Regions from separate parts of the Homo sapiens genome. Here region 1 is linked to region 2. A link is an interaction called in ENCODE POLR2A ChIA-PET data of the cell type or tissue named here. Cell type or tissue: CD4-positive, alpha-beta T cell. All regions are shown on one strand. Links, peaks and the distances in the headings refer to the core of each region. The heading gives the core; the rest is flanking DNA.

The links. ChIA-PET counts read pairs that join two places held together with the same protein. Peaks named below come from ENCODE experiments on the same cell type or tissue, not always from the same donor. Only the 100,000 strongest peaks of a DNase experiment are listed, where the experiment ranks them.
Region 1: POLR2A ChIA-PET joins it to region 2 with 15 read pairs; 3 of 35 experiments call an interaction of 5 or more read pairs at or near these places.

Annotation. Positions count from the first base shown.
Region 1 is chr3:177,938,533-177,948,169 of GRCh38, reverse strand. No RefSeq gene overlaps it. Among named protein-coding and RNA genes, the nearest start is that of LINC02015, 130 kb to the right of the region's middle. In CD4-positive, alpha-beta T cell, for the core only: no CTCF peak of the experiment used is centred there; a DNase peak (open chromatin) is centred at 3,779; H3K27ac peaks cover 676 bases.
Region 2 is chr3:177,999,247-178,008,883 of GRCh38, reverse strand. It overlaps the pseudogene RNU6-1120P. Among named protein-coding and RNA genes, the nearest start is that of LINC02015, 190 kb to the right of the region's middle. In CD4-positive, alpha-beta T cell, for the core only: no CTCF peak of the experiment used is centred there; a DNase peak (open chromatin) is centred at 4,923; H3K27ac peaks cover 948 bases.

The DNA.
Region 1 (9,637 bases), core at 730-8,729, 61 kb after region 2:
CCTTACACATGGTAGATGTCAATTAATACTTGAGGAATGAATAGATGAATGACTAGGGAAGTCTCCACCACTGTCATCACCAGGGAATGCTGGTTTGACATTGCAGGGGCAATGGTCATCTTCTTTCAACCTGGATATATTCGCATAGTGCACCTGCAGACCTTTGAACATATATCAGGTTTTCTGAAACTCTCCCCTTTCAGAGCCTCCCTCTTTAATTAACTATCATAATATTGATATTTATGAGTAATGTGGTCACTGGAAGTGGGGATCTCTGACCTACATGGGTGAAAAGAATTCTATTGCAAAAGATCTCAGGTATTTAAAAAAATTATCTCAAGGATAGAAAAATGATGCATATAAAAGATAACAAAATTAAATCTTATTCTTCCAATTCCACTGGAGAATCATTTCCACTTCCTCAAAAAAAATCTGCATGACATACTATTATATCTAGAAAAAATGTTATGTATATAAATAAAATGCAATCCAGCCACAAAAAATTAGTTCGTGATGTATTTGAAATGTTATCAAATTCATCAAATAAATTTAGAAGAATACCACCATCTCCCTTTATATTTGAAAACATTGGTCTTATTTACCCTTGTTATTGTTGCATGCTGTATTAGCAGACTTATTTAGGGAAGAAAATTTATGTGAGTTTCCCTAGGCAGTTCAGTGACAATTCAGATGAGTTATGTTATAATTTTTTGTAATTAGCATTTGTAAAAACAGAAACAGCCTTTACATACAGTCGAAGTATAAAACTCCTTCCTAGATTTCAAACCACTAAATAAATCACCTCTAGTTTGTACCTTATAGTTGAATGCCCATTGTGAGTTACTAATTCTAATTCATGTCAGTCTGGGTACAAATAATAGTTTGCAGAAATTTTAGCTTTGTCATCCAACTTAAATATCACTGAGTGGAGTTTACTGAAGTCAGATCTGATTATTTTGCAATAACACAATTTCACTTATTCTTAGTAGTGCTTGCCAAAGTATTTCACAATTATTGGATCTGATATAAAATAAAGCCCTTGCCCTGACTTTCTAATTTGTATTCGGCTTTGAGAGAATAATTTTGTCATCACACAAGTAGCGTGCATGTGAATATATTTCTCATAAATACGTAAATGGTGGTGGCTTACTAGAAAAACACTCAGAAAATACTTTTAAAGACACAACTCATTTTTTTTTCATTCTATTTGGACTCTTTTAAAAAAGATGCTTTGAAAATTTCAGATGTTGCTGTTATTATTATAGTCAAATGATTGATAGTAGTATATCATATTAATTGTTCTTAATGGGGATAATAAATAATAAAATAATTACAATAATAATGATAAAAAGTAATTAGAGTGAGTTGTATTTCGTAATGCTTCTGAATGAGTATGTTTGGTAACATGATTAAATCTCTCCAGTATGCAATAAAAACATATTTTTGAGTAGAGTACTAGAATGTCCTGCAGCCAAAAATTTCATATGCACAATACAACCCCCAGCCAAATTCAGGGGTGATATCTTATGAATGGCTCTGCTAAAAAAGAAATGTACAACTATTGTACTATATTACACTACTCCAAAAGTCAGAATAATAATAATAATGAAAATAATCAGAAATATCAGATACAAAGAGATTAAGGGATTCCAGAATTTCCAGATTAGAGAAGCTGAGGACTCTGTAAAACAACTTGACTGTTCACTTATTTTTAAATACGCTTCTTGGACTCCAGCCATAAGGATTCTGATTTAATAGGTCTGGGTGCAAGCTCATTACTGGCATTTTTTTGATAGGCACCTTTGAAGATCCTGGTGAAGGATGTCCCATACCACACTGAGAAGTGTGATCTGGGAAAACCGAGGTATCAGGCAGGTTGCCGAGATAAAGACTCTGACGTGTAGAGAAATGCTGAAACCTAGTTACCAGAGTCAGGTCACGATATCTCCAGCCTGGGAGTGATGCCCCAGAAGTTGTGTAAAGACTATCATGTCCAAGATTAGGTTGGTCTTAAGGAGTAGGGTGGGGCTGAAGCTACAGGCAGGATTGCAAGAGGTTCGGGCTAAGAACAGTCCAAGAGGCTGAGACAGGCAGCGTCTGCCTCTCAGTGCTTTTTCGTATTTCATCTCCTGGATACTCTACAGCCGAGGGAAGTATGGTTCTCCCCTCTCAAATGAGCCCAGATTTGGGGTGTGGGACGAGCCATTCTCTTTCTTCTCAAACTTGTTGGAGTAGGCCCTAGTTTTTATAAAGAGGTGTCAATTGTAACTAATGAAGAATGAGGAGGGCAGAAGAGCCTGGGCTGGGACTATGGGGACACATTGATGGGTAACTCTCCGGACTTATCAGTGAAGTGTACTTCTAATCTGCCAGTGTCACATCTGTGAGCAAAATGACTTCCTGGAGTTCACTTAAAGGAAAGAGTAGAGCTGTAATAGAAATAAGTGATTTCTAGTTTAGCTGAGCATCACTATCACTTGGGAGAACATTAAAATCTCTCTTCCTCAAAATCAAAATCAAATATTATATAAAATTCCTCTCCCAAAGATCCTCATTCAGTAGGTCTTGGGCAGAGTTTAAGAATCTGGGTATTTTTAAATAGTTATTTAGTTAATTCTTATAGTCAGTCAGAATTGGGAACCACTATACTAAAGTATGTTGGAAAGTTAACATATGCCTAAATACTGTCTTTGGTTTATGACGACCTTATACCTTGAAAATTCTGATAATTAATTCTATGCTTATTAACTACTACAGTCAAATGTGTAATTTTCCAGGAGTATCTGAAATGTTGCTTCATGTTTTCATGCCTCCAATCATAATTCAAGTTAAGACGTTTTAGCTAGAGTCCACCAACAATTATTAAATTAGTGTTTTGGGGTTGTGTTGCTACTTCTGCTTTACCTAATGCTCCATGGAAGGCAACTAGAGTGTGACTAAAATTTTAGCATCAAACAATGGTTTTCAAAAAGGGAAAGGTCAAGGCCTACTTAAGCATACAAAGTCAAAGGGAAGAACCTCTGGTATTCTCAAGGTCCAGATAAAGCATAATCTTTAGCAAAATGCCAAAACTGCAAAATGTAGATTTAATATAATATATTCTCTTTTGGATAATGAAGCATTCATTAGGAGGGGGAATTTAGCATAGAGTGACATCATGTAATTATGACAGGCTGTGACATAGTGGCAAGACTGACACCGAGTAATGACCATCAGGGTTACTTAGAATTTTTCCTCAATTAAGGGGAGATGGTAAAGCAGATGGAGACAGAGAGGCATCCAGAAAACTTGGTATTGTTGTTCTGTCTAAAAAGAGTAAAAAAATGCTAGCTGAGAAAGCTACGTTCTTGAGCTAATTATGAGAGCTGAAGACATAAAAAATAACATTTCACTTTCAAAAGGCAAGATAGATGTTAAAAAGCTTACCAGCAGGGATTCAAGGGAAAATGGCATAAAACCACTGGTTTTTGGCTGCTTTCGGCACAGACTGTAAAGTCCTGTGATTCTTGAGGAAATGATGTAGCAAGCAGTGAGAAGAAAAAGTGTCATAGAGGTCTGTTCTAAAGGGCACAGAATCTACCCTAAGACTGCCTCATCTTTTGTCTGGAAACTACAGTTACTCTTCAACCCCTCAAAACCATCTATATCTATATGGTTACTATAGGGCTTCCCTAAGAGTATAATGTGACTCCATCTGCTTGTTACAGTCATTGGCCTTCGGATGGGCATCTGGCTCAGGCTAAGCAAATCACACTTCTCTGAGAATTTGGAATGGATCCAAAAGTTCCTGCTTGCTTTGACAGCTTTCTTAAAAGGAAGTGATGAATTTGGGGGAAACGAATTCAAAAACCACTTCCTGTCATAACTATAAAAGAGAGAAGTCAAGTCTGCAACTTGAGAAAAGAAAGAAATAGAGTGAAAGAGAAGCAGAGACAAGAGAAAGAATGTTGGTGGCATTGTGTGTCTCTGTACCAATTATTCCTTGGGCCTGGATGCAATGTGCTCTACTCCACGTTAGTCTAAATTGGGCATTCATTATTTCAATCAAAAGAGTTCTAAATACTGTGGAGACAGAATGCCATAGGACTGCCCAAACAAGACCAAGGCCAAATATCCAGAAAAGAAAAAGGAATCGGAAGTAACTAAAGAATTGCACTCTGGGTGTGATGGCTCACGCCTGTAATCCCAGCACTTTGGGAAGCAGAGGTGGGCAGATCACAAAGTCAAGAGATCGAGATCACCCTGGCCAACATGGTGAAACCCCGTCTCTACTAAAAATACAAAAATTAGCTGGGCGTGGTGGTGTGCCTCTGTAGTCCCAGTTACTCAGGAGGCTGAGGCAGGAGAATTGCTTGAACCCGGGAGATGGAGGTTGCAGTAGGCTGAGATTGTGCCACTGCACTCCAGCCCGGGCGACAGAGCGAGATTCCATCTAAGAAAAAAAAAAAAAGAAAAAAAAGAATTGCACTCCAAAATAAAGCCTACTGGGGAGGGCTGAAAACAAACTATGAGTAAAGCTGTCACCAGACACCAGAAAGCAAAAAGGAATAATCGGGCTCAAGCCTTGATCCAAGAAGTAGGGGTATGGGTGTCAAGTCCTAAGAAGTTTGGTTACAAGTGGATAGGCCAGACTGAAAATGTTTAAAATAGCTTTGGTTGACTGAGGTTGGCAAGGTTCAGCATCCACATCTGAAAAGTCAGCCTCTAATTTCTAACTGAAATAGAGAAAGAAATGTTATGTTCACTTTTTAGAAGATCTTGATTTCAGTAAAGAAGAGACCCCCCCTACGTGGTATAACTGCTATCTTTGCTGTTGTTACTATCTTCTAGTGGATCTATCTCTGTTAGATATTATGAGGTTTTTCCATATAAAAAGGAAGTACATTTAGTTGTATCATTCATATGAATTTTTCAATGATCTCTGTTTTCAAGTATGAGTTAGGTCTAATCATTGAACATGGTGATGCTCACCTAAATTACAAGAATAAAGAAAGCATAGGAGTTATTAACAGTCTTCTAGCAATGGGACTTGAAAATTCAGCCTATTAATTGATGACATATGTTTCGATGACATACGTCATAGATTGTCTAATTTTACTCTTGTCACATAAATTTATCTAGTGCTAAGCATATGAAAATGGTTCTGTGAAGTATGGCCAATTTTAACATAGACATGTATTTAATCTTAACTTTCTACAGATTATTATTATTTTAATCATTGTGCTGATGTTTTAAAAATACCTAAAGAGACCAGCTGTGTTGACAAATGAATTAAATTAATACACTATTTAAACTTAGACAAATAGATCTTAGTCTGTTGATGGACATGAACATTGCTTAGGTTTTAAGAGCAGTAAGTCCAGCGTAATAAAGAGTTATTCAACCAGGCCATTCCATCACGTCTAATTCTGTGTACTTGACCTTTAAGTAACTGAGAAAATATCCTAAGACAATGACATGCTGTGTAAAGTTTTATACTATAAGAGGGTACCGAATTTGGAAAATGAAGAGAAGTGATAAGAATTCTGGTTTTTCATTCTTAGTGAGTTCAAGCAACTCAGACTCTCTGAACTTTCATTTTTAAAAACTGAAATCATGTTACTATTATCTTTCCTGCTACCTTAAAAAGGAAAAGGTGGCAGTAAGGAAGCCTAATAGCGCTAGGAAAAGCTCTTTGTTCCAAAAAAAAAAAGAAGGAAAAGGAAAAAAAAAAGAACAAATAAAAATAAAAGAAACAAAAAAGACTACCCCCCACCTGCCTACACACTCCCATGCATTACTGACCCCTTACCCCTTTAAGTTTCCAGCAAATAACCAAGAATGAAACTGTTGGAAAGTGAGATTGGAAACAAAAAACTCAGAAATACATCAAAGTCTTCAGAGGTAGGAAAAGAGGGAAGGCATTTTTGTGATGTGACTTTCGATATGCCAAAATGGCTCCTCTGATTAAAGACAAAAATAAGACTCAAGTTGTCTTCATACTTACTAATGTTCAAAATTCTCCAAAACAAAATTTATACTTTTGTAGTATAAAGTTTATCTCTGGACATCTACACTTGTTGCAATGCATTAGGAATAAAAAGGATGATTTTTATTACTCATTGCACCTTATTCTAAATAAGTTAGCATGTATTGAGTACCTACTATGTGCTATGAACATAACTAAGCTACAAAGAGTAATAACATACATTCTTGCTTTCAAGGAGGTCACTGGCTAATGGGAGATCAAATTTGTATGTCAAAAGCTGCAATGCATAATGCAATAAACTCCCAAACTCATTGAAGTGCAAACTTCAACGAGAAGAAACAGAAAGGAGGTGGAGTTGGGAAAGGAGTTTTTTAGGAACAGTCTTTCTTGCTTGAAGGTGAGAGAAAATAATTAGCATGAGAAGATTAGGTACCTATGAAAAAAATTCATAAAATGTAGGATAATCACAGAAATGGAAAACAAAGTTTAAGAAAAAATAGACTGCTTTGCTAGCAGTCATATGATTGGTAATCTGGGCACAAATTCTGGGACACTTGAGTTATAATCTATTCAAGAGTTATTTTTTAAGTCCTATTACTACCTAATCAATTATAAAAGAAAAAACAATGGCAAAAGAAGATCCCAAAAAGAGAGTGAGCAAATTTGGGGTGACTGTACTCCTGAAAGCTGAAAATCTTAGTTGGATTAAAGAAATCCAACAGGAAATGGATACCCAGCTAACAAGGAAAAAAAGAAGAATATAATACCATGATACTTTCCCTGACATAAAGGGGCCATATGTGCCTCGAGTGGTTTCATATGCCCAGACTTCTTTTTTTTTAAATACTTCCAAGTATATATTGTCAGATCAGGAAAATAATATTTATAAATCAAAAAATAGGATGATAATAAACACCTTTGCTTTATTCTTCTTGACTGTCTTGGAAGAATAGCTATCATTTTTTTCCAGAATCATTTGCAGGTCATTTTCACATCAGGTAATACTGACTGTCATCATCTCCTTTTGATAGTTGATCAAATGTAGTCCTGTCACTATCAGAGACTATCTGAGAACTCATGAAACTTCTCCTTAGTGGTCGAAATGTAAATGTCCCTATTCTTAGACTTTTATAATCATTTCTTTCCTGAGTTGCCAGATTTTTACCTCCTTGCCTTTCAATTTCATATATAATTTTTGTGGATAAAAAGGGGAAACCCCTGTAGGATTTGTCCTTGTTCTCTACCACCTCGAGAGAATGGAATTTTGAAAGAGTTCACCCAATAAAAAGAAATAAGAGTAACTTGCAGTTACAGCTCCTCTAAACATCCTAGCAGTGTCCTTATTATTTGCATTCAGGTTTTAAAAAAGGGTACAGAGCAAATATAAATTAGATCCATCTGAGGTGAAACATTTCATTATATTTTATTATCTCCAAATCAATTCCTAAAGCAATGTGTGAATTCAAATGTTTTATCCAGCATTTTCAAGAAACCAATTTAAAATCACAAAGCTTAGAACAAATCGCCAGAAATATTGCAAGCAGTCATTAAGTTACTCCAAACCGATTAAACTCTATGTTTATACATGCAGTAATATACATGCACTTGCTCCTAATTTCCTTTTGTAATTAAGCACGTATACAGAGGTATAGCCTTACTTGAAAAATAATTTTAATCCTCTTGTTTAATCTTTTTCCTGTTCTCTCTGGCCCCTGCTACCAAGTGGCAATAGTCATTATGTCTAGCATTAACCTTCTTTTATCATGTATGAGACCAGTTTCTTTTAAATACGCATATATACTACGTAGTGAGTTTCTAGGCATTCTGAAATTGCATTATATTTGGGAGATATTTCATTCCCAAATCTATGGAGAGATACTCCCAGAAGGTTACTCAAACATAACCCAGATGTAAGTGTTCCAAAATTTAGTGTCAATGATATATGGGAAATGAACACAAATTGCACTCGTTTATAGTCAAGATCAGCTAAAATGCAACACTGTTGGATATACATTTCTGTTTATAGAAATTAACCTCCAACCCAAGATATTTAATACTGTTCTGAAATCTATTCAAATGTAAAGATTATTGACCAATTACAGGAGAATCATCACATTAATTAATAGAGTCTCATCTGTTAGAAATTCTTGCATGGGTCAAAAACAACGACATTGAAATTTCTATAAAAGTCAGTCAATTTGAACAAAACTTTTTAAACCAAGGGAGTCTCAGGTATTTAGTAAAGGGAAAGGGAAATAATAGCATTGAGCTCCTACTATGTCCTAGACTCTTAAAGTGGCTTTGCTTAACACACACACACACACACACACACACACACACACACACACACACACACTTGCTAATAAGGAAATAGATATCCAGAGAGGATTAATAATTTGCAAGTGTCACACAGCTTATGGAAGAACTGGAATTTAAATCTAGCTCTAATTCTAAACTCATGTTTTTTATACAATGCAAACAGCCTACCCAGTAAAATAAGTCTTTGCTTTTGGGGAATGTTAGCATTCATATATAGCATTTCACATACTTGTGTACAAATATCGCATTAAGCTTTTCCAAAAAAAATTTTTCTATATATTTGTCTAAGCTCTAAAGTGCTAAATGTTAACATCTTTCTAATGTGTTTTCTTGCTAGTATAATTTATTTAAGCATTTCTAATATTGGGCATCCAAATTGTTTCCAAGTTCCTTTTATCATCAATAAGTCACAAGTAAAGTCATTCCTTCCTTAAGATTTTTGTTTCTTACGTGAACTATTTTTTTTAAGATATAGTTTTAGGCCAGGCGTGGTGGCTCATTTCTGTAATCCCAGCACTTTGGGAGGCCAAGGCAGGTGGTTCACCTGAGGTCAGGAGTTCAAGACCAGCTTGGCCAACATGGTAAAACCCCATCTTTACTAAAAATACAAACATTAGCTGGGTGCGGTGGTGGCCACCTGTAATCCCAGCTACTCAGGAGACTGAGGCAGGGGAATCACTTGAGCCCAGGAGGTGGAGGCTGCAGTGAGCCGAAATTGTGCCACTGCATTTCAGCCTGGGTAACAGAGTGAGACTCCATTTCAAACAAACAAAAAAAGAAGATATAGTTTTAGTTGTGAAATTTATGGGACTAAAGGATATGACACCTATATAGGTGCACACTGCTGCCTTTTTCCCCAAACAGATGAACTAATTTAAAATAAAGTATTGTTATTTTTAAAAGACCTTGTCAGCACTCACATTGTATAATGGTGAGGAGAACATCAAGCTTCAGGAATTTATCATGCAAAGTGTTGTTGTGAATTGCCCTTGAAAAAGATAGCGACGGACCTCCTCCCCTCCCCTGAATTATGTTGCATCCCAGCAGACTAAAATGCTTATTAATTTTTAATATTATCCTTCTGAATGGAGAGCATGATAAATGTTCTTTTGTATATTCTTGTACAGTTTGAAATCTTAGAAATGCTAAGATCTCAGGACATCTATGCTAAGCCCAGTAAACACTGACGAGCTTTTACATTCCTGGAGGAGGGTATGTACCAGAAGTAAGAGTAATTATTAAATTACCTGAAACATCAATTCTAATCATAATAACAACTACTAATGTTTGTACAATGCTTTCCTGTTTAGATAGTGTTTTCCCATGTGTCTGATGCTGAGTAGATTATAC
Region 2 (9,637 bases), core at 494-8,493:
GTATCTTTATAATGGAATGATTTATATATATACCCAGTAATGGGATTGCTGGGTCAAATGGTACAGCATGATGCAAATCACAGAGGATTTGAAGTGGAGTCATACGCAAAAATCTAAGACACTTTGGAAATCACTCTCCTGAGGAAGAACATGAATTCCATAATTCTTTAAAAGGCATACGAAAATTATATTCCATATGATCTAATATAAACATTTACATATGTTAAACATATATCTTTCATAAAATCTGGCAGAATCAAATACAGTTCACAAACAGTTATCATATAATTGCCTTATTTTCTGATATATATTGTGTGCTATCATTTCAGAAAACATACTAAGTAAAATTATATTTATCTTCGATAAATACATCCTGTATATTTTCAAAAGAGCGATAGAAGTCACCACAATAATTTTAAAACTACATATGGTTGAGAAAAATGCCAAAGGGGGAGGAAATTAATTTTGATTGGGGTAGTATGTTTCCTGAGTTGGAACAGAATCTTGAATTGCTGGTGGCATTCACACCTCTCCATTACTGCTGTTAGAAATTCTTTATCTACTTCTGGAGTCTATAAAAGCTTAGTGTATCAAAGTGATGCCAAATTTATATGTAACTCCTAATACAATGTTATGAAAATGATTCATTAATAAGCAATACTCAGACTTCTATGATGAAGCATGGAGTCCACATCAGTCTATAGAAGGCTGTTCTCAATCTTAAATTTTAAGTATCTTAAAAGTAAAATCAGGACTATAGTACCTCTACACATTTTGAGCTGAGAACACTATGTTAATTTACATATCATCCAACTAGATTCTATATTCTAGGTCTCTGGACAGGTGGCCTTTATTCTTTTTAAACTGAGAACAGCTAGTATGTCCTGATTTAGTTCACATAACCCCTCTCTCCCACAATAACACACATACAGAAATAAAATACTTAAAATAATATATTTCCCTATTATTACAATTTTTACCTATTTTATTTTCTTCTATTCTATGTTTTTAAAAAATATTGGTCACCAAATTAGATTGATTTAATGTCCCACCAATGTGCATCTGAAAAAATTGCCTTATCAGTGATTTCAAAAATAATTTGGGGTCCTTGGCTTTGGCAGTATGTGTACTCAAATTGGAATGATACAAAGAAAATTAGCATGGCACCTGTGCAAAAATGATATGCCAATTTGTGAAGTATTTCATATTTTAAAAATGACTTGGGGAAGAGTAATCATCAGATAAATGGATAAAGTACATGTGATCCATATATACAATGAAATATCACTCAGCATTAAAAAGAAAGGAAATTCTGACACATGCTACAACATGGATGAACCTTGATTTCATGACGTTCAGTGAAATAAGCCGGTCACAAAAAGACAAATAATGTACGCTTCCACTTATATGAGGAACCTAGAATAGCTAAATTCATAGAAATGGAAAATAGAATAGTGGTTGTCAGCGGCTGGGGAGAGAGGTAAATGGAGAGTTATTGTTCAATGTAAATAGAGTTTCCGTTTTGCAAGGTAAGTGTTCTGGAAATGGATAGTAGTGGTTGCACAGCAATGAAAATTTACTTAACACCATTGACTGCACACTTAAAAATGGTTAAGATGGCAAATTTTATGCTATGTATATTTTACCATGATTACAGAGAATTTTTTAAATCACTTAGGCAAATACAAATTTTAGTGATGTACTTCAGATTTACTGAATCAGGAATGGGGACCTTAAATCTGGGATTATTTAAGAGCCTTCCAGGTAAATCCGATTCAAAGTGGCTTAAGAACCACTGCTTTAAGATACAACTATGACTTTTCCTCCCAACACCTAAATTCTTTTGCTGCTTTGAAAGGAACAAAATTGTGAGACAAGAACTCACAGAAGCCTAACCTTATCCTTAATCAGGACTTAAAAGAAAACAAAAATAGACTAAGAATTTTTCAAGAGGGAAACTAGTTACACAGTGCATGTTCATGATATGGATATTGACTACAGAGAAAGAAACATTTCCAGAGAGACACAAGATGATAATAAAACACGCAAGTTCTAACACTGGTTCTCATACTTTTTTGTAGTCATATTCAGGGTCTTCTCTCAAATGAAAAAAAAAAAGCTACCTTATTTTGCCTTTTATATGCCAAGACCTTTGCAAATATTACCTCATCTAACATGGCAATGTCCCAATGAGGATTTATGTTTTTATTTTATTCATAAGGAAACTGAGGCTTATAAATGTCAATTCCTTGCCCAATGTCACGTAGCTCATATGTGGTGAAAACTACATCTACCTGACTCCTAAACCTTTAGTCTTTCCAATGCTACCTTGCCTCTCTGCAAGATTTCATTCCATTCTTACACAGCACACTGGAGTAGACCTCGTTATTGTCATTTTAAAAATAAGAAAAGAACCTCAGGGAGATGACTTTATGAAGGTCACAGTAAGCCTTCTACATTTTGATTCGATTTTCATCCATAAAATAGAGCTATTTCACTTCTGAGAAATATATTGAAGAAACCAAATAAAATTGGATGTCATAAAAATAATGCGAGAAGGAGTAAAATCTTGATTAATAGAAAGTGCCAGGCAGCTATGGTTAATTGAAGGTTAACTAGAGACTTCTTTTTGTTTTAACCTTTAATGCTGAAAATCCTTTCAAAATAAATTGAACCACATCCTGGTTTATGTAAGTTTACTGTGATGAATACAATTAAATCTTTCTTTGAGAGTTTTTTTTTAACTTCTGTGTATCCCCATTGATGTAGATTATACAGGAAATTAATTTGAATTTTTATGGAGACCAGAAAAAAACTTAAACTGACTCTTTTGACCAAGTCTCTAATAGGAGTTTGTATGGTCTCTTTCATAAAACTAATGCACCAAAAATAGTTCCAGGTCTGCTTTTATGAGATGAATTCAAAGAGGTTGGACTGTAGAAGATACAGATCAATATTTTATGCCCATCCTTCTCCAAATGGGATTTTAGGCTGGAAAACTATTAGTATTTTTTGCTTTTAGTATTCCCTTACATCAAGGGAGAAGATGTATTTATGACTTATGTAGATTGTTCAAAGGTAATAATGTCCCTAAACTTCCTCATTTATTAGAGAAATATGAAAAGTTCAGGTTCCTCAGAGGATCCAGTGAAATCCCCACTCTAAAGAGCTGACCTCAAACTACCTTTGCCCAGACTAACTGTTACCTGCAAGCCTTCCCTTTATCCACCAGCATTACCCTCACTATTTTCAAAGACAGACGCCTGCTGAAACAGAGAGATGAATAATTTGAAATGAGCATAAATCAAGGCATAATTAAAGTGACACATGATAAAGGTGGCTACTACAAGAGCTTTAAGCATCTTTACTGGCCAGTCAACACCATAGCCTTTCTAGGTTAACAAAATAATATTAGAAATAGATTTCTGTTGTTGAAATTAGGGATTAGTGATTTTTTCAAATAGACGCAAAAACTGTTAGAGGCATTTAGTCTGTTGGAAGACTATAGTTTAAGAATCTAACTAGCCTTTCAAAATTTAGCTGTAAGAATTGCACCCGAGACTTGATTTCTATAGAGACCTCTGTCCAGACATTGGATTGGGGGATTTTTGGCCACCCAAGTCTAACTAGAACATCAGCCGAGTCCTACTGTTGGAATCATATTGCATTTGCTGCGTTTGCCTTCAGGGGAATCTACCATCCTTAGTACAGTCTTAGCACACACACACACAAAAAGATAAAGCCAAGAATTCGTAGAGCTTATGTTGTGTATACTTGCTATTAAATGTCTATATTTGAAGAAGAATTTTATTTTCAATTACTTAGAAAGATGGTATAAGAGCAGATAAAAACTATAGGCTATTAATCTCTACTCAAAGGAGGCTAATATTTTTACATCTAATTTTTTTAGGTCAGTTCACAACAGTAGATATCAAAGTGGAGTTTGCATGATCGTTCCTAAAGATCTTTAGTCAGAAAATTAAAAAAAAAAAGATCTTTAGTCAGTAGGCAGACTAGATGGTCAATAAAAATCCCTTCCATTCTACAGACACAAACCTCTTCATATGAGCTCACATTTAGAACATTCCTAGAGAAGTAATCACTTATCTGGAACATTTTGATAATTAGAAATGACTTGCCAAGGAGAATTTGCTTGTTCCCATAGTCTTGGATTGATGATCCCTTTAGAGAAATCGATTTGCTGTGACACAGGCAGAATGTATGTGAAACACAGAAATTGTGATAATAACCCAAGCCCAGTATTTCACATGGCAGCTGTTGTAAGAAGAAAGTCCACCTAATGGGGCAATGATAGAGCATGGCTTCCTAAAGACGAGCTGAAGAGCTTCCCCAGGCAGGGTGAAAAGAGACCTGAAGTTGTGATATATAAAATCCTTTTAGATAAGGAAATAAGTCTGACCTCTTTTTGCCTCTTTGACACTGCTCTCACTCTCCCTGGCTGCCCTTTCAAGATTTCTTCTTTCAGACTGAGTTAAACATTTACATGAATCTCTCATTTATAAGATTAAAAAATTGTGCATGAGATGCCAAACGATCTAGTAGAGATTCACAACAAGGCAACAAGTTCAAATAGGTTTGGCAGACGTAGGATTCTCATTCCCAACACCTTGTCTGGGAAACCAAGTGCCCTCCATGTCTAGTAGCAGAGAGTTAACAAATTCATGTAAAACTTAAAACCTATCTTTTCCAGGAGAAAATCCAGCTCCATGTGTGTGAGTGTTTTTCATGTTATTAAGAGGGCTAAATATCACTTATGTTTATCACCACATTTGTGGAGTTGAATATCAGATATCTTATTCTCCAAAACTGTCAAATTTTGTGGTTGAAGACATATTTTACCAAACCACTCCTTTCTCTAACACATGTGAACGTGACGACAGAGAGAGAGAGAGTTGCCTAACCTAATGGCTTCATTTCCCAAATTCTTCTACATCATATAAGTGAGGCTGAGTCAGCACCTACATTTCCTGTTGTCTTCCACCTGTTCTTCTTTTGCACTTGCTCTATTTGTAATTTTACTGATCTGCTAGCTACCTACTATATTGTCCAAAATAGAAATAAAATATTTTATATTTACATTTTAAATAAAATAGATTTAAGTAAGTAAAACTCAGTGTCTTTACAAGTTTATAGTTCGGGCTATATAAGGCACAGAGCCTTCCTCTACATTTTCCACTCACCATCTGGGCAGTCTTTCTTCTGGCAAGACTTTAAAAATGAAGGGGAGCAAAAGCTTTAGGGGAGGAGTTGGGGAGGGAGGGTGGGCTAGAGAAACAGTGAAAACATGGTTTCAGAAGTTTACTAAGCACCTGCCAAAGTACTGGCATTCACTTCAAGATTACTTTTCTTTAAAGATGTTGAAAGATGCAAAACATTGCTCTTTTCCTAAAAAAGAAAAGCCATATAATCTACAAAACGTTAACTTTTCTTGGGCCCATCAGAAAACTGAGATCAAAAGGTATACGAAGTACATTAGGACTGTTATAACAGAATACCATAGATTGGATGGCTTAAAAAACAAGCATTTATTGTTCACAGGTTGGGAGGCAGAGATGTCCAAGACCAAGGTGCTGGCAGATCCAGTCTACAGTGAGAATACTTTCCCTGGTTTGTATATGGCCTTCATTTCATTGTATCCTCATTTGGTGGAGAGTAGAGAAAGAGCAAGGTGTCATGTCTCTTCATGTAAGGGCACTAACCCTTCTCATGAGGACTCCACCCTCATTACCTAATCGCCTCCCAAAGGACTTACCTCTGATACCATCATGTTGAGGGTTAGGATTTCAACATATGAAATTTTGGGAGATACCAACACTCAATTCATGATATAAGACAATCAAATAAATGCAATTCCAAAGAAGGGCAAGCCTCAAAAAAAAAAAAAAAAAAAAAACAGATACACAAACTTATTCACCTACATCAGAGTATACAACATAAAATGGATAAAAACAACTTAGCAAAAGCTTAATAAATTCTTCAATACTAAGTGTGGTCAAGCATGTAAGTTTAGAAGAGCTGGTAGAACCAGATGTAGGGAAGCCAACACTCACATTTTCTATTCCACAGACTTCTATCAGATGCTTACAAGAAAGACTGGAGGATGAGCAGGTTACAGGGAAGAGTGCCACTCAGTGTGGCACAGGCATAAAGGAGATGATTGGCAGTTACTAATGACCAGGCCAGAGCTGTGCCTACTTCCCTGAACTGTTCTTTCCTACAAAACAAAAGCCTTAATATTCTAGAGAAGGGCAATGAACGCTCTCACTCTCAGCAAATGGGTAAAGATGCATTGCTTCTGGTATAGGAGTAGAATAAAACCAACATTTTATTGGGAAAGGAGTAGAAAAGCTTCTCATCCTTAGGACACAGCCTCCATTCTTGCTGAGATGGAAGTAAAAGCAAAAGTCCTTCTACTTGAGTGCCATACACTGAATGTTTGTATCTCCTCAAAATTCATATGTTGAAACTTAATCCTCAGTGTGCTGGTGCCTTTGGGAGGTAATTAGATCATGAGAGTAAAGCACTCAGAAATGGAATTAGTGTCCTCATAATGAGACCCCAGAGAGATCACTCAACCCTCCTGCAATGTGGGGATGCAGAAAGGAGATGACCTTCTAGGAACCAGGAAGAGGACCCTCACCAGACACAGAGTCTGATTTCACCTTGATCTTGTACTTTCCAGCCTCTAGAACTGTAAGAAATAAATTTGTTGTTTATAAGTCACCCAGTCAATAGCATTCTGTTATAGCTCCCCAAATGGACTAAGACATTGGGGGAAAGGCAAGAAATTGTCTTGAACCTAGCATCCTACACTCATAACACAAAGAGATCTGTCATAACTGGAGGAAGAACAGGAAACTCCTACCTAAGACCACAAAAAAATATAAAGCAGTGTTTGGCTGGGGTGAAAAAGAAGAACAGGATGTAGAGAAAGCCCCACCCCTGAGGCCCAGGCACACAAATCTTGCCTAAGACTGACCAGGAAAATAAAACAAAACAAAAATGCCATCATTCCATTACAAACCTAGCAAAACTAACATGCAACAACAGTGTACTGCTGGTCACGAGCTAGGAGAGAAACTCCCTGTGTGGCACAGCTATGCAGGGTGGTTCTACCAAAACCAGAGAGTACAACTCCAGCACTGAGAAAGATCCTCCAGGTCCCCAGGCACCACACTAAGCACAAGCTAATGGAAGACAAATGCTGTAAGATTTAAAGCCAGTGCTACATTAGAACAGCATTATCAAGGAAAATAATCCAAGCCCAGATCAACAACTAACTATATTAAATCCACTCACCATGCTAAGAACTTCACCAAAGAAGATGCAAGTCCTTTTCCAGACATAAATACTATTAATCTCAGACCCAGTAATTCCTTTTCACACAATGGAATCACTCAATTGAAACTACAAGGCACACAAATGAAACCCAAAAAGAGCTATCAATTGTTAATGGTAAAAGCAATCCACAAAACCAAAGAAATGACCTAGATTTTAAAGCAATCAGATGAATAAAATAGCCATTATTAATATGTTAAGGTATCTAGTAGGAAAGACGGATTATATATAGGAACAAATAGTAATTACAACAGATAGAAACTACCTTTAAAAAATCAAGGCTGGGCACGGTGGCTCACGCCTGTAATCGCAGCACTTTGGGAGGCCGAGGCAGGTGGATCACGAGGTCAGGAGATCGAGATCATCCTGGCTAACATGGTGAAACCCCGTCTTTACTAAAAATACAAAAAATCAGCCAGGCGTGGTGGCGGGCTCCTGTAGTCCCAGCTACTCGGTAGGCTGAGGCAGGAGAATGGCATGAACCCGGGAGGCGGAGCTTGCATTGAGCCGAGATTACGCCACTGCATTCCAGCTTGGGCAACAGAGCAAGACTCCGTCTCAAAAAAAAAAAAAAAAAAATCAAGTATGGGCCAGGTAGTGGTGGTTCATGCCTGTAATTCCAGCATTTTGGAAGGCCAAAGTGGGAGGATCACTTGAAACCAGGAGTTTGAGACCAGCCTGGATAAGATAGTGAGACCCCGTCTCTACAAAAAATAAAATAATTAGCTAGTCATAGTGGCATGCACCTGTAGTCTGTGCTACTCAGGAGACTAAGATGGGAAGATTGCTTGAGCTCAGGAGTTTGAGGCTGCAGTGAGCTATGATTGCGCCACTGCACCCCAGCCTGTGCAGCAGAATGCATTAGTACATTCTTGCACTGCTATAAAGAACTACCTGAGACTGGGTAATTTACAAAGAAAAGAGGCTTAAATGGCTTACAATTCTGCAGGCTATACAGACTTCTGCTTCTGGGGAGGCCTCAGGAAATTTATAATCATGGCAGAAGGGGAAGGAGGTGCTTTTTTTTTTTTAAGGAGTTTCGCTCTTTTGCCCAGGCTAGAGTGCAGTGGCACAATCTTGGCTCACAGCAACTTCCACCTCCCGGGTTCAAGTGATTCTCCTGCCTCAGCCTCCCAAGTAGCTGGGATTACAGGTGCCTGCTACCACACATGGCTAATTTGTGTATTTTTAGTAGAGACAGAGTTTTGCCACGTTGGCCAGGCTGGTCTCAAACTCCTGACCTCAGGCAATCCACCTGTCTCAGCTTCCCAAAGTGCTGGGATTACAGGCATGAGCCACAGAACCCCTCCAGGAGACGCATCTTACACGTCAGAGGCAGGAGTAAGAGAGTGAAGGGGGAGTTGCTTTACACTTTTAAACAACCAGATCTCGTGAGAACTCACTCACTATCATGAGAACAGCAAGGGGGAAATCAGCCCACATGATCCAATCACCTTCCTGCAGGCCCTCCTCCAAAACTGGGGATTACAATTTGACAAGGATTTGGGTGGGGCACAAATCCAAACTACATCACAGAGTGAGACCTAGTATTTTTTTTAAGTCAAATACACATGCTAGTAGAAAGAGAAAATGCTATCAAAGATGAAGATTTCCTTTACTGAGCTTATCAGCAGACCATATACTACTGAAAAACCAATCAAGTTAGTTAGAACATAGGTAAATAAAAATTGCCCAAAATGAAACAGAAAAGAAAGAAAACAAAGAGAAGAAAAACAAGAACAGAGCACCCAAAAGCTGTGGGATAGTATCAATTGGCCTAAGGTATGTGTGATTGGGGTCCCAATAGAAGAGAGACAGAATGAGGTAGAAGACATATTTAAAGAGGTAAAGATTGAGAACTCTTCAAATTAAACGAACAAAGCAAATCATAGATCTAAGAAGCTCAGAGGACACACACACCTAGATATTACATCAAAAATGCTTAAAATTAAAGAAAAATATCTTGAAGGCAAACAGAGGAAAGAAAAGCATTACATGCAAAGAAACAAAGATAGGAATGCAGCAAAGCAGAAGACAAGACAGAAGAGTGACATCTTTAAAGGGTTTTAAGAAAAAATTGTCAACCCAGAACTGTATACCCAATAAAACTACCTTTCAAAATGAAGACAAGGATTCTTCTTACATTCCAAAATGAAGACAAAACAAGGATTCTTCTTACATACCAACAAACACAGAGAGGAATCTTTGCCAGCAAACCTGTGCTAGAAGAAACGTTAAAGGAAGTTCTTCAGGCAGAAATTTTGGTACTAAATAAAAA